Regions from separate parts of the Homo sapiens genome. Here region 1 is linked to region 2. The links are chromatin loops, found by intact Hi-C in ENCODE. Cell type or tissue: breast epithelium. All regions are shown on one strand. Each heading gives the region's core, and the rest is flanking DNA. Links, peaks and the distances in the headings are about the cores only. Region 1 overlaps LINC01418 (long intergenic non-protein coding RNA 1418). Region 2 overlaps LINC01418 (long intergenic non-protein coding RNA 1418).

Region 1 (15,432 bases), core at 4,765-12,764, 56 kb before region 2:
ATGCCTGTTTTAAAATGTATGTTTTATTATCATTTGGGTCTGGTGAGGCCACCAGAGCAAGAGACAACAGGCATTGAAAAGACAGTTTATTCTCACAGAGCGCAAGAGGAGGGGGCATACTGTGTCACAGGGGGCACACAGAGAAGCACCAGGGGTGGTCAGGAGGCAGAAGGGGTGAGGGGAAATGTGGACCACAGCCTATTGTGGTTTCCATGGGAAGGAATGAATGAGGCAGGGTAAGCAGACTTAGGGTTGACTGGCTCGAATAATTTCATCAGGCCCTGGAGCATAGCGTCTGTCTCTAGTTGTCTGGTACCTGGTCTTTGAGTGATGAGGACAAGGAAATAGTGAAGGTACTGGGGTGCTTATGGCAGGGGAATACAGACCCTAGTATAAGAGTTCAATGAAGGAGGTGGTTGGGGTATGGGCTCCGGATTGGTCAGTTTGCTTATGAAAGGAGTGCTCATAGGCTTGTTGTTTGCTATTTCTAGGAATTAGCTACCCCTAGAAGGCATAGTTCCTCCAGGGTCAGCAAGGTCCCAAGATGAGAAAGCATCAAAGCTACAAAATAAAAAGACACGATCAATACCATGCCCAGTATGAGGAGCTTCCCTAGAGAAATGCAGAGTTCAGAGGTAGATCCTTTCCTCAAGCTGGAAGAGGAAAAGGGTGGCTTTGTGCAAGGGATGCGGTGAAACCCAGCATACATCTTTGAGACTACAAGAGTTTGTAAGCGAAGGGAGGAAAAGCTTTCCTCTCCTTGGCTCTGCACTCTCCAACCAGAGTTCAGAAGGACCAACATCATTTAGGTCTAACCAAGATGCAACCGGGGTCTCCTCTTCCCTCAAAAAATACCAAAATTGTTATGAAACCTCAAATTCTAAAGCTCATGTCAGCTCAGGAAGCTCGGAGTCTCAGGACCACCTCTGCCTCTGGGCTTCAGCCTATTTCCCACGTGCTTTCTATGGTTGTCACCATGTTGACCCAGATGTGACACTGGCTCCTCCTCTAGTTTTCACACATCCTGCAGGCGACAACAGCTGCCTCGCACAAGACACAAGTCAATGTGGCAAAGGACTGTGAGACAGACAGAAGAAGTCCTCACATGGCAACGACAGAAACAAACCACAAATCACGTTGCAAGTCTTTCTACTGTCACCTCCTCCGAAACCCTTTGTTATTCACCCGTCAAACCCACGTGAACACAAAAACCATGTATAACTCCAGCCATTTCCTTACCTCATAAGTAATTTTCCTGGGCCCCTCCCTCCCCGTTCTTTATGCTTCTTCCATCAGTCCATGCCAATCCACCCCTTCACCCAGAAACAGGGTCCAAAATTCAGTTCCTTCTTCTTGCCTTTGCCCTCTTCTGTGGCTTGGGTTATTGGCAGCTCCCAAGAGCTCAAAGTCTCTCTCCCTTATCCCAGTGCCTCATCATAGACTTCACTACACACAGGCAGCTTCCTCCTTAAGATGAATCTCCCATCTGCAGTGCTTCCCACCATATGACAGAGCCTATGGAAAATCTGACTAATGCCCCAGGACAGGCCCCACAAAGGCTATCGTCAACACGGTCCTCACTTTTTTTTTTTTTTTTGAGACAGAGTGTCACTCTGTCACCCAGGCTGGAGTGCAGTGGCGCATTCTTGGCTCACTTCAACCTCCGCCTCACGGGTACAAGCGATTCTCCTGCCCCAGCTTCCCGAGTAGCTGAGACTATAGGCACCAGCTACCACGCCCAGCTAATTTTTGTATTTTTAGTAGAGACAGGGTTTCACCATGTTGGTCAGGCTGGTCTTGAACTCCTGACCTCGTGATCCGCTTGCTTTGGCCTTCCAAAGTGCTGGGATTACAGGCGTGAGCCACAACACCCGGCCAGTCCTCACATTTCAAAGTTGAGGACCTCAAAAGGGAGCGAACTTACTAGGACTTGTCCTCACCCTGGGCACCTTGGTACAGGACACCAAAGGATCTTTTGCAGGACTGGGGATTTTTTCTCTCCATTTTTCAGAGATATTTGGTAGCATAGCTATGAGGCTATGAAATCACCTCTTTTCTACATTTCCTTAGTTTTCTTGAGACCGATTGGGAGAAGAGAAACTAGATTTCCTAAGACTGATCCAAAGAAGGGAAGATTTAAGGGAATTTGGAATAAATTTGGCTCTCCTTTTTGCTTTTCTGCGGGAATGAAAATAACATCTAAAAATCTCATCATTAGGCACTGGCTGATCAGGAAAGCATCTCTTCAGCTTCGGGCCCAAATGTGACCCCAGTGGCAGCCTCAGAGAGGTGAGGGCAGGGTGAGGGCAGGATGAGGAGTCTCACTATGAAGAATGGTTCACTTTGCACTTAACACTGAGCAGAGGCTCTTTGCTGTGGGGCCTCACACTTTAACATAAATGTCTGCATTCACTAGCCCAATTCAATTTTATTTTACTTCATTTTCTAAGCTAATGTAGTATTTTCAATATGATTCCACAGTGTCTTGGCATAGGAAAGACCATGATGTCATATTTGAACTATTCATTATGATTCTAATATGTGAGGGGAAGTGGCCAATTCTCTTCTGGCTCCGTGTGTGATGGCAGTATGAACATTCTCTATCCTTTTACGAGTAAATCAAGTCAGAAAAGACCTATAATTTCCCCCAAAGAGGGCTGAAGCAGACAGCCCACATAAATTCTGAGTTGCTTACTTGCAGGATATATAAACTTGGTAATTATTTTTAGGACTAGATAACTGTGATCAAATTAAAGTGCTCTATTGATAGAAAAGAGGGAAAGAGAGGGAATAAAACAAAGAAATAAGAAAATTGAATCAGTCTCAGGAATTTCATTCTCAGGAGGGAGAGAGGAAAGAGAAGAGATGCCAGAAAAATAGAGTTGCAGGGATAACTTCCATGCGGGTTCCTTCACAAATGGGCCCCTAGAGTCATAGTCCATTAGTCCTGGAAGAAACTGAGGCCCAGAGATAGGCGGTAACTTGGCCAAATCTCTTGAGGGAGTTATGCCAGAATGAGAATAAGGAAATAAGTCTTCTGCCCTCAAGTATAGTGGTCAACTGTTCACCTTTCACTTGAGCCCTCAGAGTTTCAGGAGCGTGTGTATGAGTGGGGTTCACCTGAGTCATTTTTGCTATTCCTTAACTTAGAGAACTGCCTTTCAGACACCAGCTTTTTGCCACTACCTAAAACAACCCCAAAAGGGCATTTTCCCTCAAGAGCAATGAGGGGGTGGGAAGAGGAGGATGCAGGACCAGAAGGTCAGGATCCTGTCTCAGGCCTTCCTGCCCTGTGTTCAATGAGTCTTGGTCTTCTTTTCAAGATAAATGAGCCCCTCACACCTGCCCAGCCTGTCTCACAGAGTTAAGTGAGAATCAAGGAAGGAGGGGGCAGGAGAAGTGTTCCATCAATTGCATAAAGTGTAAAACAAATGTTTGGGGTTGACAGTGTTGCTAGTGAGATTAAGAACATGATAGATGCCAGGCACAGCAGCTCATGTCCATAATCCCAGCACTTTGAGAGGCCAAAGCAGGTGGATCACTTGAGCCCAGGAGTTCAAGACTAGCCTGGGCAACATGGCAAAACCCCACCTCTACAAAAAATACAAAAAGTATTCAGGCATATGGGCATACCCCTGTAGTCTCAGATACTCAGGAGGCTGAGCTGGGAGGGTTGCTTGAGCCTGGGAGGCAGAGGTTGCAGTGAGCTGAGATTGCACCACTGCACTCCAGCCTGGGTGACAGAGTGAGACACTGTTTCAAAAAAAATAAGAAAGAACATGATAGAGAGGGTCTTCCAAAAAGAGTATAGGAGCCACGGCCTTAGGCTTTGGGGTCATTTGTGCATGCAGCTTGGCAGCTGGAAGAAGAGGGCCCAGAGACCAGATCCTTCCCCAAGAAAGGGAGCCAGAGGAGCCAGAGGCTCGGACGAATGGATAAGGCTGCTAGGACAATGTTCTCCAACAAGATGCTGGAACCTCCCTGAGGAGGGTGCTATATCCTGCATGCCTAGCTTCAGGTCATGCCCAGCCCCAGGTAAACCAGAGTTACAGCTCACTCAGTTCCAAAATTATCACAAAAGGTGAGACTCACAGAGCCAACTTTTCCTTTGAAAATCCCAACTCAATGAATCTAACACATCCTCTTTGTTTTGTATTGGATTGGAACAGATTGAGGTCTCCCTGGTTGGGCCGCTGAAGAAGTAATTTGGCCTATACTGTGCAAAAAGTATGCAAGTTTAAAGACTAGAATCATACTCAAAGGGCTGAGATGGTCCAAGTCTGGGAGGCTGTGGAGATTAGGTGGGCTGAGAAGGCAGACAAGTCATGTTCTCCAGCTATGCAAACTCAGGAGAATAAGCTCACTGAAGAGAACAACGGGCGAAGACCCCACTACCATTTTAATGTTCCCTTTCTCTCTCCTCTCCTTTCCACTTGGGTTTATAGCAGAGTTACTTATGTGAAAGATGCCTTCTATGAAAACGTGTTGGAGCCCTGACCCAGTCTCACTGGATCATTCCCCTCAACTTTGTAGCCTGTTGAGATCTCTCCAGCACCAAGATGTGTGTTATGAGCTGGCTCAGTCAGTGGGCTCAGGAATGGTCATGGGGAGCCCCTAACTGGGCTCTCTAGGGATCCTTTTCACCTTTATGGGTAGGTGTTCTAGACAGCCAGGTGGAAGCCTTCTGCCATCAGTCTTTCCATAAGTCCCAAGGCAGAACTTGTATCAGACCCCCAGCAAAGTACTCAGAGGGATGTGTTGAAAATTACTCTAGTTAAAGAACCCCCTATCTCTTTCCCTGGCTCTTCAGACAAGAGCTGTCTGAGCTGAACAAATCCCATCCCCTCCAGGGCTCTATAAATAAGAACAATTGGACTAGATGATCTCTAGCCATCTCCTGTCTCCCATCTGGACCAACAATGTGTTGATATAGGCTGGAACTAGACAATTTCAAAAAGAGGCAACAGGCTGGACACATCCATCTTCAGCTACACATGACTACAACCCTGAAATTTTTTAAGCATCAATTTGGAGCCCCAGATTGAAAAACATGGGAATAAGATGTGACTGAGATCCAAGGCCCTAAGTGAGGGGCTAGGAGTGCTGCTTTACTACTGAATACAAGTCCCTTGTTTATTGCATTTAACAAATATTTAGGTAGCACCTACTACTGCCAGACATTGTTCTGAGATTTACAAATATCAATTCACTTAGGCCTGGTTCCAACCCCATGAGGAAGGCACTATGATTATGTCCATTTTACTGATGAGAAAACTAAGGCACAAAGAAATTAAGGAACTTGCCTGAGATCATACTGTTAGTAAGTAAGGACTCATTAGCATATTTGCTCTGACATTAATATGACTAATGTTCACATCAAGGGGCTGGAGAGTGGGAAGCAAAATCCCCGGGGAGGAAAAAGGAAGAAAGCTGGGAAATCCACCCAGGCTCTTTGACCTGCAAGCCCATTCTTGAGCCACCTCCACTGCATTTCTTATCATTTGCTGTATTGGTCCGTTTTCACACTGTTAGTAAAGACATACCCAAGACTGGGTAATTTATAAAGAAAAAGTAGTTTAATGAACTCACAGTTCCATATGGCTGAGGTCTCACAATCATGGCAGAAGACGAAGGAAGAGCAAAGAGACGTCTTACATGGTGGCAGGCAACAGTGGAGTCATGCAGGGGAACTCTTCTTAATAAAACCATCAGATCTCGTGAGATGTATTCACTATCACAAGATCAGCACAGGAAAGACCCGCCCCCATGAGCCGATTACCTCCCACTGGATCCCTTCCACGACACATGGGAATTGTGGAAGCTACAATTCAAGATGAAATTTGGGTGGTGACACAGCCAAACCATATCATTTGCTTTTTCAAAAGATATGAATGGGCATTTTTCCAACTACGAAATGGAGGTCTGGATGGGGTTTCCATGAAATGTTGCAGGCAGCTGGCTATAAGGCTTCCCGGAGCCTTTACTCTGCTGCTCTGCATTATGATCTCCAAGGCAGCATGATGGAATGCAACTTCTCCCAAACATGTTTGCCAAAGGAGCCCCTCCCTTTTTTTTTTTCAAGGAATATCTCAAAAAACTAAAATTCTAACATACGCACTTTGGAAATATCAGCTTGATCAGTGGAAAGTTGATCGTGTTCATTACATCTGCCAAATGTAATAATCAGAACCCTATGTCCCATGGGCCTCCTCTGTCTTTCACAGGACTAACTTGCCACTTACTGCTACAGTTATGGGCATTCTTGTCTTACCTCCACTACAAATCAAATGGGGAACTTCTCATGGCAGAGCCTTGTCTGGTTTATCTCAGTAGTCTTCACAGTATTGAACACAGTTTCTTGCACACAGCAAGCACTCAGATGTTTGCTGAACAAATAAGTGAGCATGTGTAAACTATTTCCATATGAGAACCACAGAAACTGGTTTCCCAAGGAAGGAAAGAGAAAGCCATAAAATTAAAATTCAAGGCATCCATTTTTGGTTGGGTTTTTATGGTGATGATGGTGTGAAAAAAAGCAAAGATCATGAGAAAAATCTTATTCTCACATAAGAATTAGTTTGTTGGTAACAGAAAGGGTAGGGGAGCAGGGAAATAAGTTGCAGGATTACCGAACATTTAAAACTGCAGGGGACATTCCACCTCATACCCATTAGAATGGCACCTAGTTTTTAAAAGTACGAAAATAACAAGGATGTGGAAACATTGGGCCCCTGTGCACTGTTGGTGGGAATGTAAAATGGTGCAGCTGCTATGTAAACAACATAATGGTTCCTCAAAAAACAAAAAATAGAACTACCATATGATCCAGCAATTCTACTTCTGAGTATCTACCCAAAAGAATTGGAAGCAAGGTCTTGAAGAGATATTTGGACACTCATGTTCAGAGCAGCATTATTCACAATAGCCAAAAGGTGAAAGCAAGCCAAGTGCCCATGGACAGATGAATGAATACACAATATGTGGTATATACCTACAATGGAATATTATTCAGCCTTTAAAAAGAAGGAAATTCTGTCCCAGGCTACAACATGGATGAACTTTGAGGTCACTGTTCTAAGAAAAATAAGCCAGTCACAAAAAGATAACAAAATGTGTTATATACCTACAATGGAATATTATTCAGCCTTAAAAAGGAAGGAAATTCTGACCCAGGCTACAACATGGATGAACCTTGAGGTCATTGTTCTAAGTGAAATAAGCCAGTCACAAAAAGAGAAATACTGTATGTTTCCACCATATGAGGTATCTAGAATCTAAATTCACAGAAACAGCAAGCAGAATGGTGATTACCAAGGACTGTAGGGAGAGAGAAAATGGAAAGTTGTTTAAGGATATAGATTTTCAGTTTGTAAGATAAAAAGAGTTCTACAGATGGGTGGTGGTGTGGTTGCACAACAACGTGAATGTACTTAAAACGACTAAACTGTACACTTAAAAATGGTTATGCTCTAACCATTTTTATATATTGTGTAAATTTTATGTGTGTTTTACCACAATTAGAAAAAAAACTGAAGAAGACATTGAAGATACACCAACCAGAGCCTAACATTGATATGCGAGCAAACTGAGGCCCAGAGGTACATAATGACATCCTCTAAGCCAAAATATATCAATCTTCAGACTTTAATAATACTATCAAGGCTATAAATACAAGGGATCATTCACAGGTGACCTCCAGAAATTATTTTTAAGAAAATGTTATTATAAGTAAGCAGGAAAAAAATCAATCCCTTATTAGATTCTCCTCCAATTTGGAAAGAGCATAGGACAATCTGATTTGGAAGGGCCAAAGGGCAATATTGCCATCAGTTCTGAGCTCCCGAGCAAGCCCTCCCTCTTACATCACCCTGCTCCTATCCAGTTGCCTGGTCCAAGCTCAGATCCAGGCTGTCTAATGGGAGAGTGACCCGCAACTGCCAAGCCCGAGTTTCCATCCGTCTGTACCAAGCCCACAGAGTGACGAGGCTCACAGTAGAGAAACTGCAATTTCCATTGCTCGCCAATCAGCCAGCCTGCTTGGTGGATCATTTTTCAGCAATCTTGGTAAGAATTGAAGTAAAAATCATGTTTTTTACTCAGATCTAAACCAAATTGTCAGCAGCTGACTTCCTCAGCCTAGGCACAAAACTGCAGTCATGAAATGTGAGAAGGAACAAAGGCCATCGAGCCAGAATATTTTCTGGTTTCCTGTGAAATATCATGTTACCTTCCCATGTCCTGGGGTTCTCTCAGTGCTGATGGAAAGAAACCTCAGTCAGCTATGGGCAGGGGGCAAAGAGATGCCACTGAAATTCAGGGCCCGGGCTAAACCCTACACACGGGTGAGCTCAGGGGACAGTTGTCTTTAAGTTCTTCTGAGGTCAAGGATATTTGTTTGTGGATATGAATGTTTGCTGAGAACTGGCTGCAAGAAAGTGGGATGTTCCCACACACTGCTCTTTAGAAAAAGTCATGATTGATGCTGCACTAGCCCTGCTCAATTTAACCAGATATGCCAACAACACCTGTCTGAAAAATTTGGTCATGCTCTTCTTGCTTAATGGAGGACAGACTTACATATAGACATTTGGACCAAAATAGAGGGAAGGTACCAGAACACAAGACAAAAAAAACTATGTCTTTGTAAGCAAGAATAAACAGCAAGTCGAATTTCTAATGTCTTTCATACAGAAGGGGCAATGTTTACTTTTTTTTCCCTTTTCTTTTCTTTCTTTTTTTTTTTTTTTTTTTTTGGAGACAGAGTCTCACTTGGTTGCCCGAGTGCTGCTGGAGTGCAGTGGTATGGATCACAGCTCACTGCAGCCTTGACCTTCTGAGCTCAAGCAATCCTCCCACCTCAGCCTCCTGAGTAGCTGGGACTAGAGGCTCAAGCCACCACACCAGGCTAACTTTTTGTAATTTTTGTAGAGATGGGGTTTCACTACATTGCCCAGGCTGGTCTCGAATTCCTAGAGTGAAACTCCTGAGCTCAAGCGATCCTCCCACCTCGGCCTCCCAAAGTGCTGAGATTATGGGTGTGAGCCACCACACCCAGCCAATACTTATATTTTTTAAACACTTTTATTCATCTTATCTCATCTGACTCTCACAGTATGAATTGGTGCTAGTTGTAGTAGTAGCATTAGCAGTAGTTGCACCGTTGTACAAACACTGAGGCCCAGAGAGGTTAAAGAAACTGGCCAAGGTCATACAGGGGATGACAAAGTCAAGATTAGGAGAAGGTTGAACCCTCATTCTGTCCAATTCTCCCTATACTGGGAAGATTCAGTTGTACGTATATGACTTCCAGACAGTATTTATTAGATTCAATGGATCTTAAAGATGACATTCAAGTGCCTTGCTACAGAGAAAAAATTACCCAAAGCGTGATTTCAGTCAGTGAATCCATTCTAAAAGAAGTTCTTTATGGCTCCCCGGGCTCGCTGCCTGCAGGGTGAGAGGGCTGCCAGGTGCACGATGGTTCCTGGAGTACAACCCCATGACAGAAGCAGACAGGTGCTGGGGCACAGGTTTCCTGCAACACAGGAGTCCATTCAGGTTCATTGTAAACAACTTTTAATAGCAGAGTGTGGCTATTAATAGCTTCTATTGCCATGTCCAGAAATCAAGTAAAAATTTATAGAGTAAACCAGCAACATGCAGTTTGGCCATTTCCATATTAATTTTCAAAACCAGCATTTAATCTATCCCCAACCTTCTCTCACACTAAACTAGAAAACAGTCTTCCAGGGCAGAATCCTGTAACTGACAGGGCTGTGGCACACACACAGCTCTGGCTCTGACCGCAGGTGTTGGCTTCTGCCATCTCTTGCTCAGCTTCATTCCAGGTGTTAAAAGCCTTTGCCTACCACAGCCTCAGCACAGCACAGCTCCTGAGCTCATCTTGACCAGGCAAAAGGGTACGTTTGGGAGCCTTGGCTTCTCCTGTGAATGTGGTGTACAAAGAGTTTTGCTGCTACAGATCTGTGCACGCAAACGGGTATTCATGCATGTATGCACACACACACACACACACACAGAGCACACACTTCAAAGAAGAGGGGCCTGGAACGTATTAAGTATCAACTAAGACACAAAAATGAGAATCCATTTCCTTCCCCAGGATGAGGGTTGAACTTTGAATAGAAGGAATGAAGCAATTTTAAAACCTCTTAGACAGGGGCTGTTTTCCCAGCTAATTCCACTACGCTGGTAAACTTCGGGTTTGCTAAGCATATTGATTTAGACCTGCCCATGAGGTATTATCATAGTCACATTTCACTGAAGCTAAGAAACCACAACTTGCTAACAAATATAATTAGTTTTATATTTGTTTAAGAAAAAAAGAGTCACTTCCAATTAAACTATGGCAGGCTATCAGTGGTAAGAGGTCACTCAATTTAAGAAATGTTAAAATGTAGAAAAAGTGACTTAGAAATGATAAAATAGTGTATGTTCATTTTGGTCACACAACTAGCATGAATCTCAGATGTAAATCCAATTGTATCTGACTCCAAAGTCAAGATTCTTTCTACAAAACAACAGTATCACGTTCCAGCCTCCCAATCCAACCTTTCAGATGACAAGGCCTTCCAGAACCAACTAGATTCCCTAGAACATTATGTATTAAAGAGTTGATTCCAGGCTGGACATATTGGTTCACGCTTGTAATCCCAGCACTTTGGGAAGCCGAGGTGGAAGGATCACGAACCCAGGATTTCGAGACCAGCCTGGGCAGCATAAGGAGACCTGTCTCTACCAAAAAATATACATATACTTTTCAATTAGCCAGGCATGGTGGCACATGCCTGTGGTCCCAGGTACCTGGGAGGCTGAGGTGGGAGGATCTCTTGAGTCCAGAAAGTCAAGGCTGTAGTAAGTTGTGATCACACAACTGCACTTCAGCCTGGGAGACAGAGTGGGACTCTGTCTCAAAAATAATATCACTAATAATAATTCAATGAAGAGCTAATTCCCACCACAGGGAGCAGCAGCATAGCAAGGCAGCTCCCCCAGCCCAGGGCTGGGTTTGTCTCCTCCTGACTGCCCATTTCACCAAGGTCCTCTGTGCCTTATGCCTGGGCCTGCCCAACATGACAGCAGGTCTACAGGTCTGCGCTCTAATGCAGTGATGCCAAAGAGATGCTGGAGGCATTTTTTTTCTAGCACAGTAGACCAGGGTTCTTAATAGAATAGACCAGCGCTGTTGATATTGGGCTGGATAACTCTCTGTTGTAGGGGCTATCCCATGAACCTTAGAGCATCCCTGGCCTCTACCCAGTAGATATCTGTAGCACTCTCTGAGTTGTGACAACCAAAAATGTCCTGAGACACTGCCAAACCTCCCCTGGGATGGGGTAAGAAGCAAAATTGCCCCCAGTTGAGAACCACCAAAATAGACCATTTTGGGCCTCTTTTTTACTTAAAAAAAAAAAGTCAAGCCATTTCCTTAGCACCCCACCTTAGCCTCCAGAGTGCTGCCTTGCATCTATCTCCACCACAAATGGGAAAAGGAGAGGAAGCAGAACACAGATTCCAACTACGCTGCAGGTCCACAGTGATTACATTTGCCAATCAGGAAAAGTACAGTGTGAAAAGAAGGTTCCTCCCCCTTCCCATTAACTATTTTGTCAATGGCACATTATTTGTTAAATAGATCATATTCTAGTTGTAACCCACTTCTGAAGGATCAAGCTGCAATTTTACAGCTTGACACCAATAGTCTCTAAAGACAATCTGGCTTTTATTTCTTGAACATAATCTTCACAAATGCAATTAGTGAAGTAACATACAACCCAGTTGTTAGAATAACTGACAAAGAGTCTACAACTGGGTAACATTCCCACTTGTGTGGATTCAAGTTCAAATGTTTTCTCCTTTCCGTTTCCACCTTAGTAACTCATTTAATCTAAACAATGGCTGGATCTAAATTAGAAGCAGAGTCTAATGGCTTGATTTAGATTCTAGGGAGTTAATTCTCTTAGGATGGGATTTGAGATATCAGCTGAGTTCTCATTTACTCCCTTTCAAGCAAATCCCTGAAGCATGAATTTAGGAGTAAGTTTAAATAGTCTTTGTATAATTTTAATGGTTATTAGTTTGTATTATCTTTCTTGTCAACTGCCTAGAGGCACACAGTGTGTTGTTATAACGCTAAGGTAAGGCTAAACTAGCCCACTAGATACTAAGGATGAAGGTGCAGTCAGCAAAATAGAGCCTTATCCTGGTTTGCATATACTGTATTTTTTCTCCATGGCTATGCAAATTACCCCAGAAGGAAACTGCATCTGAGATCCAAGAAAACTAAGAAAATAAATATTTAGTCAGGGCGAAAGGGTTTCTATTAAACAGGAAAAAAAAATTTTGACCCATGTATTCCTTCATTCATCCATTTATTTCTTTTTCATTTTAAAAATATATATTAAGCCCCTACTCTGGGTCAGATGCTATGCTAGGAACAGGGGAGATAATAGAAGCAATTTAAACAAGCCCTCAGAAAGCCTATACTTGGAATCAGACAAATAAGTATTATTGAATGGGGTGATTATTGTGATGTGAAAAATATATGTAATATGGGCAATAAAAAGCATTAACTTAATCTAGGAGAGGTGGGGGAGAAGGGCGGGAAGATTTTCTGGAGGAAGTGATCTTTAGGTTGAAATTGGAAGAGAGAGTGACTCCTTCCATCACAGCTAAGGGATGGGGCAAAGGAAACGTGTTCTAGTCAGACAGAACCTTGAACTACAGATTGTTAGAGGTTGACAAGACCTGAGAAACTTCCTGATGCAATGTCTTTATTTTAAGTATAGGAAACTGAGGTTCTCTGGACACCACTAGCAGAGCTAGGACTAAACCAACTCTTCTGACTCATCCTCCACGGTTTACTCCATTACACCAGGCTTCCACGTGGCTAGAATGACTGGCCAGCTTATTTCTCCTGATTTGTGCATTCTTATTGCCATTTAAGTATGTATAGACAACCTCTATGTGCTCCTGATGATAAAAATGTGAGTTAGTCACACACTCTGCCTTCAAGAACCTTATAGTAAGTCACTGTGATAAAAGATAAAAATTGCTTAATGCAAAAGGAGAGGTTCTGGTGAGGATGTGAGGCACCCCTTAGTTCAAGCTGCTAGAAAAAATTACTGTAGACAGGGTGGCTGAAACAACAAATAGTTATTTCTCACCATTCTGGAGGCTGGGAAGTCCAAGATGCCAGCAGAGCTAGTGTCTGGTGACAGCCCTCTTCTTTGCAGATGGCTGTCTTCTTGCTGTTCCCTCACTTGGTAGAGACGAGAGAGAAAGCGGGAGAGAGAGGGGGCGGGAGAGAGAGGGGGCGGGAGAGAGAGGGGGCGGGAGAGAGAGGGGGCGGGGGAGAGAGAGCGAGCTCTCATGTTTTTTTAAAAGACACTATCCCATTCATTAGGGCTCCACATTCATGGCATTAATTACCTCCCAAAGGCCCCACCTCTTTTTTTTTTTTTTTTCCAATGGAGTCTCGCTCTGTCGCCCAGGCTGGAGTGCAGTGGCGCCATCTCGGCTCACTGCAAGCTCCGCCTCCCGGGTTTACGCCATTCTCCTACCTCAGCCTCCCGAGTAGCTGGGACTACAGGCGCCCGCCACCGCGTCCGGCTAATTTTTTGTATTTTTAGTAGAGACGGGGTTTCACCGTGTTAGCTAGGATGGTCTTGATCTCCTGACTTCGTGATCTGCCCGCCTCGGCCTCCCAAAGTGCTGGGATTACAGGCGTGAGCCACCGTGCCCAGCCCAGGCCCCATCTCTTAATATCATCAGGTTGGGGGTTTGGATTTCAACATATTACTTTGCGGGGGGACACAAACATTCAGTTTATAACAAACAGGAATTCTCATTCATTGCTGCTGGGAATGCAAAATGGTGTAGTGACTTTGGAAGACAATTTGACGTTTTTTTACTCTTACCATAAAATTCAGCAATCATATCTTTGGTATTTACCCAAAGGAGTTGAAAACTCTTGCCCACACAAAACCTGCACATGGATGTTTATAGCAGTGTTATTTATAATTCTCAAAACTTGGAAGCAGTCAAGATGCCCTTCAGTAGGTGAATGGATGAATAAACTATGGTACATCCAGACAATGGAATATTCGTCAGTGCTAAAAAGAAATGAATCATGAAAAGATATGGAGGAACCTCAAATGCATATTACTAAGTGAAAGAAGCCTGTCTGAAAAGGCTACATACTGTATGATTCCAACTATATGACATTCTGGAAAAGACAAAACTATGGAGACAGTAAAAGGGTCAGAGGTTGCCAGGGGTTGAAGAGAGGAGGGATTTTATGGGAGACTATTTCGTACAATACTATAATGGTAGATACAAGTCATTTACGTTTGTCCAAACCCATAGAATATAGAGCATCCAGAGTAAACTCTAATGTAAACTGTGGGTGACAATGTTGTGTCAGTGCAGGTTCATCAGTTGTAACAAATGTACCACTCTAGTGCAAGATTTTGATAGTGGGGGAAGCCATGCGTGTGTGACATATGTGAGGGGTGACAGTATATGGGAATTCTCTACTTTCCACTTGATTTTGCCATAAACCTAAAACTACTCTAAAATAGAGTTGATTGAAAATTGAAAAATAAAAGAGAGGTGCAGATATGAAGGCCGCAACATTTGATTGGTGTTGAAAGTATGTATTAATTAGAAGATAATATATTATTGGAATCAGGAGATCCCCAAATATCAGTAGCTTAAATAACAGTAAAGTTTAGTTCTCTGTCACATAACAGTTCAAGATGAGCACTTCAGGAAGCTCTGCTCCAATGGCCATGTATCCCAAGGATGTTGTCCTCATCCACTAAGTCCAAGGTATGTAGACCAATCCAGGGTCCAGCTGCAGAAAGGGAAAGAGGACTCCTTCTGCCTTAGTCTGTCCCTCCCGAAGTGAAATATAACCTCCACCCCCGTTCCATGGGAGAGAACAGAGCCAGATGGCCTCAAGGGATTCTGGGAAATGCATCCCTACCTAGACAGCCATGGGCCCAGCTGCACATCTATTACTATGGAAAAGGGAAAATGGACTTTTTAAGACAGCCTACGGTCTCCAGCACCAAAGGGACTTCAATTATGTAAAAAACAATAAGATAGCTCTCTATTCCCCAAGGATCTGAGAGTCTTAGATAACGCTAAATTCTAGCCCCAATGGGCCGGGCGCAGTGGCTCAGGGAGCCACTTTGGGAGGCCGAGACGGGCGGATCACGAGGTCAGGAGATCCAGACCATCCTGGCTAACACGGTGAAACCCCATCTCTACTAAAAATAGCAGGGTGTGGTGGTGGGCCCCTGTAGTCCCAGCTACTCGGGAGGCTGAGGCAGGATAATGGCGTGAACCCGGGAGGCGGAGCTTGCAGTGAGCCGAGATCGCGCCACTGCATTCCAGCCTGGGCGA
Region 2 (15,432 bases), core at 3,952-11,951:
ATAGTGAAACCTCATCTCTACTAAAAATTACAAAAATTAGCTGGGCATGGTGGTAGGTTTCTGTAATCTCAGCTACTCGGGAGGCTGAGGCAGGAGAATTGCTGGAACCCAGGAGGCGGAGGTTGCAGTGAGCCAAGATCGTGCCACTGCACTCCAGCCTGGGTGACAAGAATGAAACTCCTTTTCAAAAAAAAAAAAAAAGAGAGAGAGAGCAGAAAAAGCTGTGTAGCTCCCAAAGAGAACCATTGCCTCTATACCCACTTCTCATATGGTCAAGGAGGATAAGAGAAAAGGAAGTCTACCAGAGAGAGGACCAAGGACCACAGAGTGCAAGGCTAGAGTAGCCTTTTCCAACCAGGTTCCCTTCCAGGGGAGAATTAAGTCCAAAGCATATCTTGTAAGTAACCAAATTAACTTTTCTCCCTATCTGTCTAGGATGGTTCTAGCTATATACCAAGCTTGGGAGAATTGGAAATAGTCACTGGGATCATTTTCTGCTTTATTTTCTCATGGAACCCCCATTAATAAAGGATTCCAGAGAGTTTCTTCCAGAAAACCAAATCTGTTTCTAATTAGAAAATTCCTCCACTTCCAAGACAGGAGACTTCAGGATTTCAACCTTGACATGCACCAGGAACAGCTATGTGGAAAGTCAACACTTTTGAATTATACTGATGGCTTTGAAAATTAAGTCAACATTTTTTGGGATAATTCAAAAGGTCTTTCAAAATACGCATCTCTTTTAATCCTGCAGTTCCACTTTTAGGATTTCATCTCAACAAAATAAGTTTGTGTATTTGCAAAGAAATTCACTGAAATGTTAGTCATGGAGCAAGTTTCTTATGTGTAGATTTGGGTATGCAAGAAATATCAACATACTTTATAAGCTTAAATCAAACTAAATATAACAGCCTCCCCACACAATCCTACCAAGAAGGTGAGAAATCAGTCTTGGCCCTTTTTGAAACCTCCTCTCTCTTCCTGGGGTCTCTGGTGGGCACTGATGATTTCCTTGTCCAAGCTGGCATGGTCTCTTGGAGGCAATGCACCTTGCCTTCTCTGCCTTGCTTGGAGACAGGATTATTTGCCAACACCAAGAGGCTACTGCCCAAGGTCACCCCTCCGCAGCTGTTCCTGGTGAGGTCCTGCCACCCCCGGGGGCCCTGTCAGGCCCAGACTCACATCCTTCTACTCTCTCTGCTTCCTTTGATGACTCCAAAACTCCTCTTTCAGACAAAGCCCCTTTGTACTTGCTCTTTGCATGATCCCCTCAATAAACTGAGACTTACTCAAACAAAAGCCAGGAAGAATGTCTTCATGCCCCTGCAGCAAAGAAAGTGTTAAAAGGAGGGAAAGTCAAAATGGGGGAGAATGGAACTCAAAGACCTCTTTTCCTTTCATATCCTTCCACAGAGACAAAAATAAAATAGAAAATCATCTTTGTAAATTGTTCTGCACTTTTATGAGAGCGAAGCTATCAGCAATAAACTAAATTATTTGCAATGTAAGGGTTTTAAATTTATTACAAATTATCCAATGTAAGGCATACCATGCAGCTGTAGAGCATACAACTCTACATACACACACACACACACACACACACACACACACACAAAAGCATTTGCCAAGTGATGTGGAGGGGCAACACCCACCCTTTGCCCCTTATTGGAGACTTCTCTCTCTTCTTGGGGTCTCTGGTCCAAGGAATCCAAGAAGCTTACATTGAGGCCAATCTGATGGGCACTCATGGCTTCCTTTTCCAAGCCGGCATGGTCTTGGAAGCAATGAATCTTGCCTTCTTTGCCTTGCTTGGGGACAGGAATATTTGCCAACACTAAGAACCTACTCCCCAAGGTCAGCCCTCAGCAGCTATTCCCAGTGAGGTCAGGAACTAAACATAATGTAGACTATTTAATAACAGGAAAACAACAGAAAAAAGGTAGGAAAGGTAAGAAACAGATGACAAGAAGTATTTAAATATGTTGCCACTTTTATAAACCCAAAGTTTATAGAATAGAAGGGAAACTATAGTGTGCATATATACACATCTATAAGCCTATGCATGCATGTACAAGATATGCAAAGACACCCTGCATAGCACTACACCACATGGTGGAATTACATATTTTTTTCTTTTCACTTTCATCTACGTAATGAAATTTTATAATGACATATTTTACTTTCATGATCAGGTTTGTATACAGAACCCAGAACCCATTTCCCCCCGCTGCCACCCGCGCCCTGCCTCTGTCCTGCTTAGCTTAGGGCTCTGGCAGCTGCTAACTCAGACTTTGGAAAAGCAGAGCCCAAGTCATGTGAATTATAATTGAAAACATTCTTCAAGGGCTTTGAAAGCACTGTTGGTTGTTCATATTGTGCTGAGGATGGGCCTGAGTCTGGGCTTCACAGGGACCCAAGGGAAGGCAGGGAGGGAGCAAGGTTCCTGTCAGATCTAGAGGACCAGGGAAGGAAAGGAAGGGAAAAGACTGAGGAGCAGAGAGGAGGGGGAGGTGGGCAGCAGGATGAAGAAGGAGGGGCCAGGCACTTCCTGACTGTCTTTTTTAAAGAGGAAGCAAAATATTAGGTTGATGCAAAAGCAATTGCTGTTGCATCAACTTAATATATGGAAAAGGCACAGGCTTGGATCCTTGCCTGTTGAATGTAAATAATGCCTGATTCATGATGTGGTGCTGAGTATTTTACAAGAGTGTAATTTTGGAGTCTAGTATTTACCCTGCCCCAAAATTCATCTTACTGTGCATGAACCTGTGGTTACCAAAGTGGCATCAATGAATCCTTATGGCCAAACCAAATTAAAGGTTTCTGAAGTATGGTCTAAGAAAATGAATGCTACGAAGGAGCCCTGGGGCCAACATGGGCTTGCTGCTGACAAGCCCTGGGGCTTCGGGTAAGATTCAGCCTCCTGGCACCACTGTTCTTCCCTGAAATGAGAAGCCGAGGCCAGGCTGGCCCAGGGATTGTCAGGGCCAGCTGTAGGAACCCATGTTCCAAAACCTCCAGAGACCCCCACGGGACCTCGTGTGTGTGTGTGTGTGTGTGTGTGTGTGTGTGTGTGTGTGTGTGTGTCTACAGCTGAAATATGGTTTGCAAACTATGGCACTTGATGACTTTTGCATTCCCTTTCTCAACTGTCGTTTGGTGGTTTTTTAAATTGATATAGAAGCAAGGAGTGATTCAGTACCAACGCTGGAAGAACACCTAAAGCAAGACAGCAGCACAGCACAGGTTCCTGTCCCAGGTCAGCCTCAGCCGCTCCACTAATTATGTCTCCTTAGACAGATAATTTTAGGCGTTAAACATGGATTCATAAGAAGGAAGAGAGAAATAAACAAAGAGAAAGGGAGATTGAGAAGGACCGAGAAGAGAGCAGAAGGGAGGGAGAAGGGAGAGCGCCTGTGATCTTTGGCATTGACAGAACACGGGCTGGTGGTATTATGACTTCCACGGGCCCTGGGTGCTTTTAACTTCATGGGCTTCTTCCTCCATAAAGCAATATTAAATATTCTATTTTATAAGTGCACTGATATAAAGAAAAATATACTCCAGCTCTGATTATATTCATTTTCTTTCTGCTAATTTTAGAAGAAATTAAGGCATTTCCAGGGGCTCCTAAAAGTACAGAGAGCCCTGGGCATTGGGCCTGCTGTGCTTGGTGGGGAAGTCGGCCCTGAGTACCCCCTGTCTTGGCCCCTTATCCACCTTCAGCTCATTCTGGGATGGACTTGTCCCTATCCTGACCCCAAGCTTGAGGCAAATGTCTTAAAAGAGGGATCTAGTTTTAAAATGCCCAGAAGACAGAAAGTTCAACACAATGTTCTGTAGGAATTTCTGTGGATCTCTGGGAGAAAATGATCCTAAAAATGATAAATACATTCGAATTAACAAACTCTCTCCCTCCTCTTCCCCTCTAAATCCCTTCACAACTGTGAGGAAAAAAGTAGACAAATAAACAAATAACAGTTTGGAAGAAATTAACAGATCATTATGGTATGATTTTACTCGGTTTCTGCAAAGTGCAGTTGGCATTCTTTCTAGTGTAACAGGCAATTAAGTCCACAGTGGAGACAAGAGGCAGAGGCTCATTATAAAAATAAACCTGTGACCAGAGCACCAAAAGGGAAGAGGCAGGGCTGCATATCATCACAGTTGGGGCTTTTTTAAAATAACTTGAGCTCAGTCCAAGTGTTTAACACACAAAGTGAGCCAGAGGCCTCAGAAGGCCCCCATTTGAGGACAGGAGTTAACTATGGGAGATCAAAGTAAAAAGGAGAAATGCAGCAGGAGAAAGACAAAGAAAGAGAGGCAAAGGGGCTGTCGGGTTCCCTGCCATGCTGAATGTCAGGGTGAAATAGGGAACTCAGGCACCATATTTGCACAGTACCACCAAAGAAGAGAGTATGAACAATCTTTTGAAGACAGTTGGCACTGGGTGGGTGGGCAGCTTCCATGCTTGCATTTGGAAGGCAGAACACTGCCAAAGAGGTGAAGGGCATTGGCTTGGCAGGGCCCTTGGACAGGCAGGCTTTCAACATTATCACGAGGTTGCTGGGTGACCTGGGTTCACCTCTGCTCACTGAAACTCTGTTTCTTCGTCTGTAAAATGGGGATAATTCCGTTACCTGCCTCTCAGGGTTGTGAAGATTAAATGAGAGCACGCATATGCACTACCCGGTTTAGAATAGGAATTCACTAAGAGGTTGCCATCATTATCATCATTCATAATATTATTATCATCAGTATTTACAGACATAGCCAGCTCTAGCAGGGATACTATGGAGAAGTGGTATGGCAGAGACTTAACTTTTGGTGCTGAGGGCCCTCACTTACAAAGGCGTATTTAAGATTTGGGGGACTGGAGAATAGGACTGGGGAGGAGCCATTAAGATTTATTAATTGTGCTCTTGCTCTCTCTCTCTCTCTCTCACATACACACACACACACACACACACACACACACACACACACACTCTTAAACTACTTCACACAAGTTCCTCATTGCTTGTTGCAGTGAGGTCAGGAGATGAAGCCTCACGTATTAATAACATATTTCTGGATATCACCAGCAAGTGCCAGCTCTCTCTGTCCTCTAAACCTGTCAAACTCTAGCAGGATCCAACGCTTTCTGCACTGACAGCTTGCCACCCTCTGAATCCCACACCCTTCCCTCATTCCCTACAGTCTTCTAGCCACCTCTGAGCTCTCCAAGTGAGAGAGTCTATGACACCAAAGAGTAAACAAAGAAAACAAAGACCTGGCTCCGCTGAGGGGAGAGGCACAGGGCTGGGTAGGATAAGGGATGCTAGAAACAATTCCCAGGACCCCTGCTGACCCAGCCCAGGGCTGACCCAGCCCAGGGGCAGCCCATCCCCAAAAGGAAGCCCTGAAAAATAAGGTGCTGCTGGCCTCCCTCCTTCCTGACCTCCTTCTGTCCCAACTTTCTTTTTGTTGTTGTTGTTTTTTGTTTTTTGTTTGTTTGTTTTTTAGACAGAGTTTTGCTCTTTTGCCCAGGCCCAAGTGAAGTGGCATGATCTCGGCTCACAGAAACCTTCGCCCCTTGGGTTCCAGTGAGTCTCCTGCCTCAGTCTCCCAAGTAGCTGGGATTATAGGCACCCACCATCATGCCCAGCTAATTTTTGTATTTTTAGTAGAGACAGGGTTTCACCATGTTGGCCAGGCTGGTCTCGAACTCCACCCGCCTCGGCCTCCTAAAGTGGTAGGATTACAGGCGGGAGCCACCACGCCCAGCCTCTGTCCCAACTTTCACTGAGCCTCTGCCATCACATCAGACTTGTCTCCTAACTGCTGAGCTATGAGGGTTCATGAAAGTTTCTAACTGTATGTTTAACTTTTTCTGAGAAAAAAAAAAGAGCAAATTCTTATTTCCTTTTTCTAAAGTTAGCCAACTTTTTACTTTTCCCTTCATCACCTGTCCAGCTCTAGCCCTGAATCCTGCATTTCCACATGCTATTCATTGTGAGGCTCATGCTAAAATCAACAGCCAGAGCTGACTACATGCTTACTATGTGCTAGGCGACGTGCTATGCATTTTATATGCATTATCTTTATTATCTCATTTACATATGTTGGAAGCAAAGCTCAGAGAGGTTAAGTTACTTATGCGAAGCCACACGGAAGAAATTAAGCAGAACTCAAAGCTGTCTGACTCCAGCGTTCATGCTTGGAACACTAACTACCCTCTACTAGTTCATTAGAGGCAACTGGGTAAAAGTGGAACTAGGTGTGCCCGTGATAAAGCCTGTGATTAAGTAGTTAAAATGAGGATGGATTCCGGTAAGCCAAACGTACACATAAGGTTTACGGCACTACAGCCTCTGAGAACTAGACAAGTAACAGGCTAGAACTGACACCTGGTGAAGGTGGAAGAGGGTTGGCAGGCTTAACTCTGAGTTTAGCTTGATGAAGCAGGAACAGGATAAAGTCTTGAGTCTGAAAGTAAACAAATTCTCAGCTACATAAACTCTATGGCATTGAATAAAGGTCAGTGGGTTTGAATAAAACCCAAGATATGGATAAAACTTTGAGAATAATCAGAATAATCCAATAAACAGTTCTGGGGAGAGCATCTGAAGTGAGAAGTAGCCCGGATATACAGTAAGTCTGGGGTCCACATGAAGCCCAGAATGTGTCTGAAACCCAGAGACTGGTGAGAGTAAGTAAAACCTGAACACTAATGAAGTCTGGGGCTCGGGTGCTGGCTGAAGTGTATGCTCCACTAGGAATCTGCTCTTCTCTGTGAGGCACTGCTGAAGAGCATTCCTAAAGGACCATGGTCCCCACCAACCAGGAGCCTCCACTGTCCCTCTTTCCTTTCCTGTGGGTGGCACTGCCTTAGGCTAAATCCTCTTCTCTCCTAGAGGCACGAACAAACACTCAGTTCCTTTGACACTTTCCCAGAATGGGACAAGAGAACCCAGTCCATATGCTTGAGGCCACTCATCCTTCCACTTTCTCCCAAGATTCCCACCAGTCCCAAAGAAGTTTTTCTTTTATCTTCTTCTGGGACATAACTGGAAGGAGCCCTTGCCTCAGTGTCCCTGACTTTCAGCCTTTATATAGGAGGACAAAGCTGACCCCAGGTCTCCCAGCTCCATGAGCTTGCAGTTTCCTCCAGGGTCTTGACTCAAACCTCTAATGATGCAGCCTTCTGGAGGGAGGGCCTCCCTTTGCCCAGCATCTGAAAGTGATCAGACAGGGCTTCCCCTAGGTATCTCAGGACAGACAAGCAGCTCTCCTGGCCAGACTGGATTAATACAGTCCCTGAGTGGCTTCAGTCTTCTGGGCCCCACTGGAAGTCAGAGCCTGGGCTCTGGGCCCTGGCTCTGCCCCACAGGTCAGAATCTCACCCTCTGTCCTGTTTTCCATCTCCACCACCAGGGAGTTCCAGGAGATGAGCATGGCCCAAGCTGTTTCACAGACCGCCAGGGGCCCAGGGAGTTCCCAGGATCTCAGTGAGTTCTACTACTAACAGTTTTCTGTATTGGTTTTTACTGCCTGCAGTTTCATTCGAAGAAAGATCTCCACTGTGTTAAAGGGTTTGCGAACCACTGGGCCATATGGTCACTCAAATCCCTTCCAGCTGTGGCCTCCCATCATTCTATGACAAGTCCCTTCAATCAGTCATTCCCGGCACCAGATGTGGGGGGCCCTGCTGGAGCAGGCCAACTCATATTGATTTTCTTCTGGCCCCCAGCCAGGAACTGGCACGGCCTCTGCTCCATGGCACTCCAGGGACCAGCCCCAAGGGAGGCTCTGGTTAGCTCTCTGGCTGATGGACGACAGCTGGCCAAATGCTGGCAGCAATTTCACGGACCTAAAGACTCACTCTCTCCCCTCCTCCATCCAGTAAGATCCTAGTCCTGTCATTGGGCCATGAAGCTTCGGCCAGCTTCCTAATGGCCTTTGGAGCCTCAGGAAGGTTAAAGAAGACAGACACAGCCAGAGGCTGGGACGGCCAGAAATAGCCACTGTGCCCTTTGGAGGGAGAGGTGAGCCTGGGCCAGCAGGCAGCCTCATGAAGCAGGCACAGCTTCAGGAAACCCTGCCCTATGACCAGCTTCACTCTGCGTTGTCCAGCCAGTGTCAGGCTAGAAGCCTGGCTGAGGACAGGAACCCCTGCCAGTGGCCTCTTCCTTGTGTGGAAGCCAGGCCAACACTGAGAATCCCATTGAGCCTGCTCACCTGCTTGGCCTCAATCAGACCCGCATTTAGAATTTGAATCTTGGTTCTCCGACTTATTAGGTAGAAGAGCATGAAAAGTTGTTTTGCCTTTCTGAGCTTCAGTTCCCGCATCTATAAAATGGAGGTAATAACATCTATTTAGCTGGGTTGCTTGAGAAGCAAAACCTAATGCCTGCATATAGTACTGGTTTTTTTATTATTACAATTGTTTGATGAGATGTGTGCATTTTAGCCCATTTGGGCTGCTATAACAAACTCCCATAGACTGGGTGGCTTATTTCAGGGAAATTCAAGATTAAGATACTAGAAGATTTGGTGTCAGGTGAGAGGTCACTCTCTGCTTCATAGAAGGCATCTTTTTGCTGCGTCCTCACATAGATGAAGGGGCAAACAAGCTCCCCTGGGCCTCTTTTATAAGAGCCCTAATCTCATTCATGAAGGTGGAACCTTCCCAAAAGCCCCACCTGTTAACACCAGCATAGTGGGGAGTAGCTTTCAGCACATGAATTTTGGGAGATACTAACAGACCCCAGTAGTGTGCCTCTGATGCTCTTAAAACTGAAAAATCTCTTCCTAAGTGCATTCCTTGGAAGAATCTATAATATAAGCATTTATCACAGAGTTCAGATGACCTCCCCGCCAAGCCCGTCTCCAGTCCCACCTTTTCTACTTACAAGTTGAATGACCTTCACTGAGTCTCTAAAGTAAAGGGGCTCGACTAAGTCAGTAGTTCTCAAACATTAGCATGTGTCAGCTTCAAAACATCAATTTCTGGAGGTAGAGCCATTGGCAAATGATTAGGTCATGAGGGTGGAACCCTCATAAAGGAGGCCTAAGGGAACTCATTCATACCATCTGCCACGTGAGAACACAGCGAGAAGTGCCATCTATGAGCCAGAAAGTGAGTCCTCACCAGACACCAAATCTCCTAGCACTTTGATCTTGGACTTCCCAGCTTCCAGAACTGTAAGAAATAAATTTTTGTTGTATCTAAGCTGCCCAGTTTATGGTATTTTATTACAGTAGTCCAGACAGACGAAGTTTAGCATTTTGCAAGCTGGAGACTTAGGATGGGTGGTGATATGTTTCCAAGGCCTAGAAAGAAAGTCCCTGGTGTAGATTAGGTCTTCAGACCTGAGAACCAGGAGCTCTGAGAGCTGAAGAAGGTTAATGTCCTGCCTCAGTAGTCAGGCATGGAATAAATTCAACTTTTCTCTGCCTTTTTGTCCTATTCAGGCCCACAGCCAATTGAATTATATCTATTCACATAGAGGAGTCCCATCTGCTTTTTACTCAGTCCACCAATCCAAATGCTAATCTCTTCTGGAAACACCCTTGAGACACACCCAGGAATAATGTGCAATAAACTCTCTGGGCATCCCATAGACCAATCAAGTTGTCAGGTAAGATTAACCAACACTGTGACCTTGAGAAAAATGACTTATCCTCTCACCAGTTTTCTCATTTATAAAATGAGGTAATCACAATACCATACCTTATGTAATTTGATGTGGAAACTGGGGTTCACATCCTTAATCCCTCACAACAGAACATCCATTTTGTGCCCAGCCACAAGATGTGGATCATCACTAGCCAAAGCCAGTTACATTCCTCTTTTGTCAGAAACTGTTGCCGGGGTAGGGGGGTGAGTGTTGTGATATAAATTGGTTTCCATCCACAGTTCCTGGCTTTTAACTCCCATCACCCGAGATAGTTTTTTGTTATAATGTTGAATGTGTTCAGTCTCAGAAAATAGAATCTCCTGCCCTCCTTTCACCTTCCCCAAGGCAAAACTCTCATCTTTCCCCATCTTTCTGATTGTGAGTCTTAAGATCTTCCCCAGGGAGGTCCCCACTCCAAACCCTGGAGTAAGGAATGCTGACATCATGAAGCTTCCATAAAACCCAAAAGGTTTGGGTTCCTGGAGCTTCCGAATCCCATGGAGGTTCCAGGAGAATGGTGCATACAGGGAGGGCATGGGAGCTCCATGACACTTCCCCATAGCTCACCCTATGCATCTCTTCATCTGTAACCTTTGCAACATTCCTTATAATAATCCACTAGACATGTTTCCTTGAGTTCTGTGAGCCACTCCAGCAAATTAGTGGTACACAAATGACATGGTTTGGCTGTGTCCCCACCCAAATCTCATCTTGAATTGTAATCCAAATAATCTCCATGTGTCTTGGGAGGGACCTGGTGGGAGGTAATTGAATCATGGGAGCAGTTTCCCCCATGCTGTTCTTGTGATGTGAGTTCTCAGGAGATCTGATGGTTTTATAAGCATCTGGCATTTCCCCTGTTGGTACTCATTCTCTCTCCTGCTGCCTTGTGTAGAAGCGCCTTCCACCATGATTGTAAGTTTCCTGAGGCCTCCCCAGCCATGTGGAACTAAGAGTTAATTAAACCTCTTTTCTTTATAAATTACCCAGTCTTGGGTATGTCCTTATAGCAATGTGAGAACAGACTAATACCAAGGTAGTGGAGCACTGCCATAAAGACACCCAAAAATGTAGAAGTGACTTTGGAACTGTGTAACAGGCTGAGGTTGGAACAGTTTGGAGGGCTCAGAAGAAGGCAGAATGATATGGGAAAGTTTGGAACTTCCTAGAGACTTGTTGAACAGTTTTGACCAAAATGCTGATAGTGATATGAACAATGAAGTCCAGGCTGAGGTAGTCTCAGATGGAGATAAGGAACTTCTTGGGAAATGGAGCAAAGGTAACTCTTGCTATGCTTTAGCAAAGAGACTGGTGACATTTTGCCCCTGCCCTAAAGATCTGTGGAACTTTAAACTTGAGAGAGATGATTTAGGATTTCTGGCAGAAGAAATTTCTAAGCAGCAAAGTGTTCAGAGGAAGCAGAACATAAACGTTTGGGAAGTTTGGCTGGGCATGGTGGCTCATGCCTGTAATCCCAGGAGTTTGGGAGGCCAAGGCGGGTGGATCACCTGAGGTCAGGAGTTCAAGACCAGCCTGGCCAACATGGTGAAACCCCATCTCTACAAAAACACAAAAATTAGTCAGGCATGATGGTGCATGCCTATAACCCCAGCTACTTGGAAGGCTGAGGTGGGAGAATTGCTTAAACCCAAGAGGCAGAGGTTGCAGTGAACTGAGGTCATGCCATTGCACTCCAGCCTGGGTGACAGAGTGAGACTCCATCTCAAAAAAAAAAAAAAAATGTTTGGATAGTTTGCAGCCTAATGATGCAATAGAAAAGAAATACGCATTTTCTGGGGAGAAATTCAAGCCTGCTCCAGAAATTTGCATAAGTAACAAGGTGCCAAATGTTAATCACCAAGACAATAGGGAAAATGTCTCCAGGACATGTCAGAGACGTTCACAGCAGCCCCTCCCATCAGAGGACCAGAGGCCTAGAAGGGAAAAATGGTTTCTGGGCCCTGCATCTCAGTTGCTTTAGTCCCAGCCATGGCTAAAAGAAGCCAACCTATAGCTCAAGCTGTTGCTTCAGAGGGTACAAGCCCCAAGCCTTGGTAGCTTACATGTGGTGTTGGGCCTGCAGGTGCAAAGAAGTCAAGAATTGAGGTTTGGGAACCTCTGCCTAGATTTCAGAGGATGTATGGAAGTGCCTGGATGTCCAGGCAGAAGTTTTCTGCAGGGGTGGAGCCCTCATGGAGAACTTCAGCTAGGGCAGTGCAGAAGGGAAATGTGGGGTCAGAGCCCCTACACAGAGTCCCCAGTAGGGCACTGCCTAGCGGAGCTGAGAGAAGAGGGCCACCATCCTCCAGACCCCATAATGGTAGATCCACAGACAGCTTGCACTAGGCACCTGAAAAGGCTGCAGACACTCAATGCCAGCCCATGAAAGCAGCCAGGATGGGGGCTGTACCTTGCAAAGCCACAGAGGCAGAGCTGCCCAAGGCCGTGGGAGCCCACCTCTTGCATCAGCATGACCTGGATTTAAGACATGGAATCAAAGGAAGTCATTTTGGAACTTTAAGGTTTAATGACTGCCCTATTGCATTTTGGACTTGCATGGGGCCTGTACTCATTTGTTTTGGCCAATTTCTCCCATTGGAATGGGTGTATTTACCCAATGCCTATAGCCCTATTATGTCTAGGAAGTAACTGACTTACTTTCAATTTTACAGGCTCATAGGCAGAAGAGATTTGCCTTGTCTCAGATGAGACTTTGGACTTGGACTTTTGGGTTAATGCTGGAATGAATTAAGACTTTGGGGACTTATGGGGAGGCATGATTGCTTTTGAAATATGAGTACATGAGATTTAGGAGGGTCCAGGGGCAGAATATGATTAGGCTCTGTGTCCCCACCCAAATCTCATCTTGAATTGTAATCCCCATAATCCCCACGTGTCAAGGGTGGAACAGGTGGAGATAACTGAATTATGAGGACTGTTGCACCCATGCTGTTCTCATGATAGCGAGTGTGTTCTCATGAGCTCTGATGGTTTTATAAGAGGCTTCCCCCTTCACTTGGCACTCACTCTGTCCTGCCACCCTCTGAAGAAGGTAACTGCTTCTCCTTTGCCTTCTGCCATGATTGTAAATTTTCTGAGGCCTCCCCAGCCGTGCTGAACTGTGAGTCAATTAAACTTATTTCTTTTATAAATTACCCAGTCTGGGGCAGTTCTTTATAGCAGCATGAGAATGGACTAATACACAAAGAAAGGGTCTTGGGAACCCCAAGTTGAAGTTGATGGGTCAGAAGTTCTGGAGGCCTGGACTTGTGACTGGTGTCAGGTGGGCAGGGGACAGTCTTGGGGACTGAGCCCTCAAGCTCTGGGATCTGATGCTATGTCCAGGTAGATAGTGTTGGAATTGAATTGGAGGATACCCAGCTGGTGCCCGCTATTTGATGTGTGAAGGGAAAAACCCTGCACCTTTGGACACAGAAGTCCTCTTCTGTGTTGACAATTGTTGTGGTGGTGTGAGAGCAGAAAAAAAATATGGTTTGAGAGAGATTTTCCCTACACAAGTCCCTCCCCATTGTTTCAAGTCCCTTCCCATTGTTGCAAGTCCCTCCCCATGGTTGCAAGTCCCTCCCCATGGTTGCAAGTCCCTCTCTATTGTTTCAAGTCCCTCCACATTGTTGCAGGTCCCTCCCCATTTTTGCACTCCCTCCCCATTTTTTCAAGTCCTTCCTCATTGTTGCAAATCCCTCCCCCTCTTGCTGAAGTGACTTCCAGGGGGATTGAAAAGGTTGGTGCTTTTTTTTCCCCTTTATTTTCATCTTTTTCTACTTTGAGGAGCTAGACATTACAGACTAGGGCATTCAAAATCAGTTGCATAAACAGGAGAAGTTAGAAAATTACTGCACATGCCCAGGAAAAGGCATCAGCTCAGAAAAGACCTGAGAGGGTGTTACGTTTACACCTGAGGCTGATTCTTGGCACAGGGACAGCCTAAAACATTTTTAAGCAAAACAAAAGTAAAAAACAGCAAACCCTTGGGGAGGCAGAGAATCTGACTTCCAGAGTTACCACATTATTACATTCAAATTTTTCAACAACAACAAAATCACAAGGCATACAGAGAAACAGGAAAGTATGGCCTGCTAAAAGGAGAAAAACAAACCAACAGAAACTATGTCAACGAAGAAACAGATAACAGACCTGCTAGACAAAGACATTTAAACAACTGTCTTCAAGATGCTCAAAGAACTAAAAAAAAAAGTAGAAGTCCAAAAATGCTGTACAAACAAAACAGAACTATTAATAAAGAGATAGGAAATCCAAAAACAAATTATAGAACTATAAAGTACCATAATTGAAATAAAAAATTCACTAGAGGGAGTCAAAGACTGATCTGAGAAGGAAGAAGTAAAAATCGGTGAAATTGAAGATAGGACAACTGAAATTATTGAGTCTGAGAAAAAGAAAGAAAAAAGCATGAAGAAATGTGAACAGAGCCTAAAGGACCTGTAGAATGCAATAAAGCAGACCAACAAATGCATCATAGGAGTCCCAGGGAAAAAGAAAGAGGAAATGGGGCAGAGAGATTGTTCTCTCTATTGGAATAATGACTGAAAACCTCCCAGATTTAATGAAAGACATGCATATAAATATCCAAGAATCTCAACGAACTCCAAATAAGATGAACTCAAAAAGTCTGACACAAAGACACAGCATAATTAAACTGTCAAAAGTCAAAGGGATGATTTCTTCTCTCTCCTTTCTCTGTTTTGAAAGCAGAGAGAAGAAATGATCACATATGAGGGGTCCTCAGTAAGATTAACATCAGATCTTTCATCAGAAACTAGAAGGTAGTGGGCTGATATATTCAAAGCACACACACACACAACGCTGAGGGAGTTCATTACCACTAGACCTGCCCTGCAAGAAATGTTCAAGGAAGTCCTACAGGTTGAAACAAAAGAATACTCGTCAGTAACCTGAAGCCTTATGAAGAAATAAAGATCTCTGCAAAGGTAAATAACATGGGCAGTTAGAAAAGCTATTATTGTATAACAACAGTTTATAGCTCTACTTTTTGTTTTTAACATGATTTAAGGGACTAAAACATTTTTTAAAAAGTAATTATTAGTCTAAAAGCTAGTATTATTGTAACTTTGGTTTGTAACTCCACATTTGTTTTCTACATAATTTAAGAGATTAATGCAGAAAAACAATTATTAATTTATGTTTTTGGACACATAACATAAAGATGTAATTGTGTGACATTAATAAATGGAAAAGATGGGGTTGGAACTACAAAGAAGCAGATGTTTTGTCTGTTATTGAAGTTGGTATAAATTCAAATTAGAATGTTTTAATTTTAGGATATTAAATGTAATCCATGATAGCTACAAAGAACATAATTATAGAATATACACAAAAGGAAATTATAAGGAAATTAAAACATTTTACTACAAAAAGTCAACTAAGCACAAAAGGAGACATTAAAGCAAGAAATGAGGGACAGAAAAAGGTATCATGCATGTAGAAAACAAATAGCAAAATGACAGAAGTCCCTCCATATCAGTAATTACTTTAAATGTAAATGTATTAAACTCTCCAATCAAAAGACAGAGATTGCCAAAATAAATTTTTAAAACATAATCTAATTATATACTATTTACAAAAGATCCACTTTAAATAAAAAAACACAATAGTTTGAAAATGAAAGGATAGAAAATGATATTCCATGAAAATAATGACCAAAAGAGACCAGGGGTGGCTATACTAATGTCCAACAAAATAGACTTTAAATTTTAAAAAATTACAATAG

Evidence for each region. Hi-C counts contacts between places; a loop is a spot of excess contacts. Peaks named below come from ENCODE experiments on the same cell type or tissue, not always from the same donor. Only the 100,000 strongest peaks of a DNase experiment are listed, where the experiment ranks them.
Region 1: a loop joins it to region 2, with 6 times the contacts of the local background. A loop is called at or near these places in 3 of 110 quality-filtered maps.

Annotation. Positions count from the first base shown.
Region 1 is chr15:81,850,447-81,865,878 of GRCh38, forward strand. LINC01418 (long intergenic non-protein coding RNA 1418) reads right to left here. Exons shown (of 6, transcript XR_001751640.2): 6 at 9,301-9,535. Among named protein-coding and RNA genes, the nearest start is that of LINC01418, 110 kb to the right of the region's middle. In breast epithelium, for the core only: no CTCF peak of the experiment used is centred there; DNase peaks (open chromatin) are centred at 9,495 and 9,859.
Region 2 is chr15:81,907,127-81,922,558 of GRCh38, forward strand. All of the region lies in intron 5 of LINC01418 (long intergenic non-protein coding RNA 1418), which reads right to left. Among named protein-coding and RNA genes, the nearest start is that of LINC01418, 52 kb to the right of the region's middle. In breast epithelium, for the core only: no CTCF peak of the experiment used is centred there; no DNase peak of the experiment used is centred there.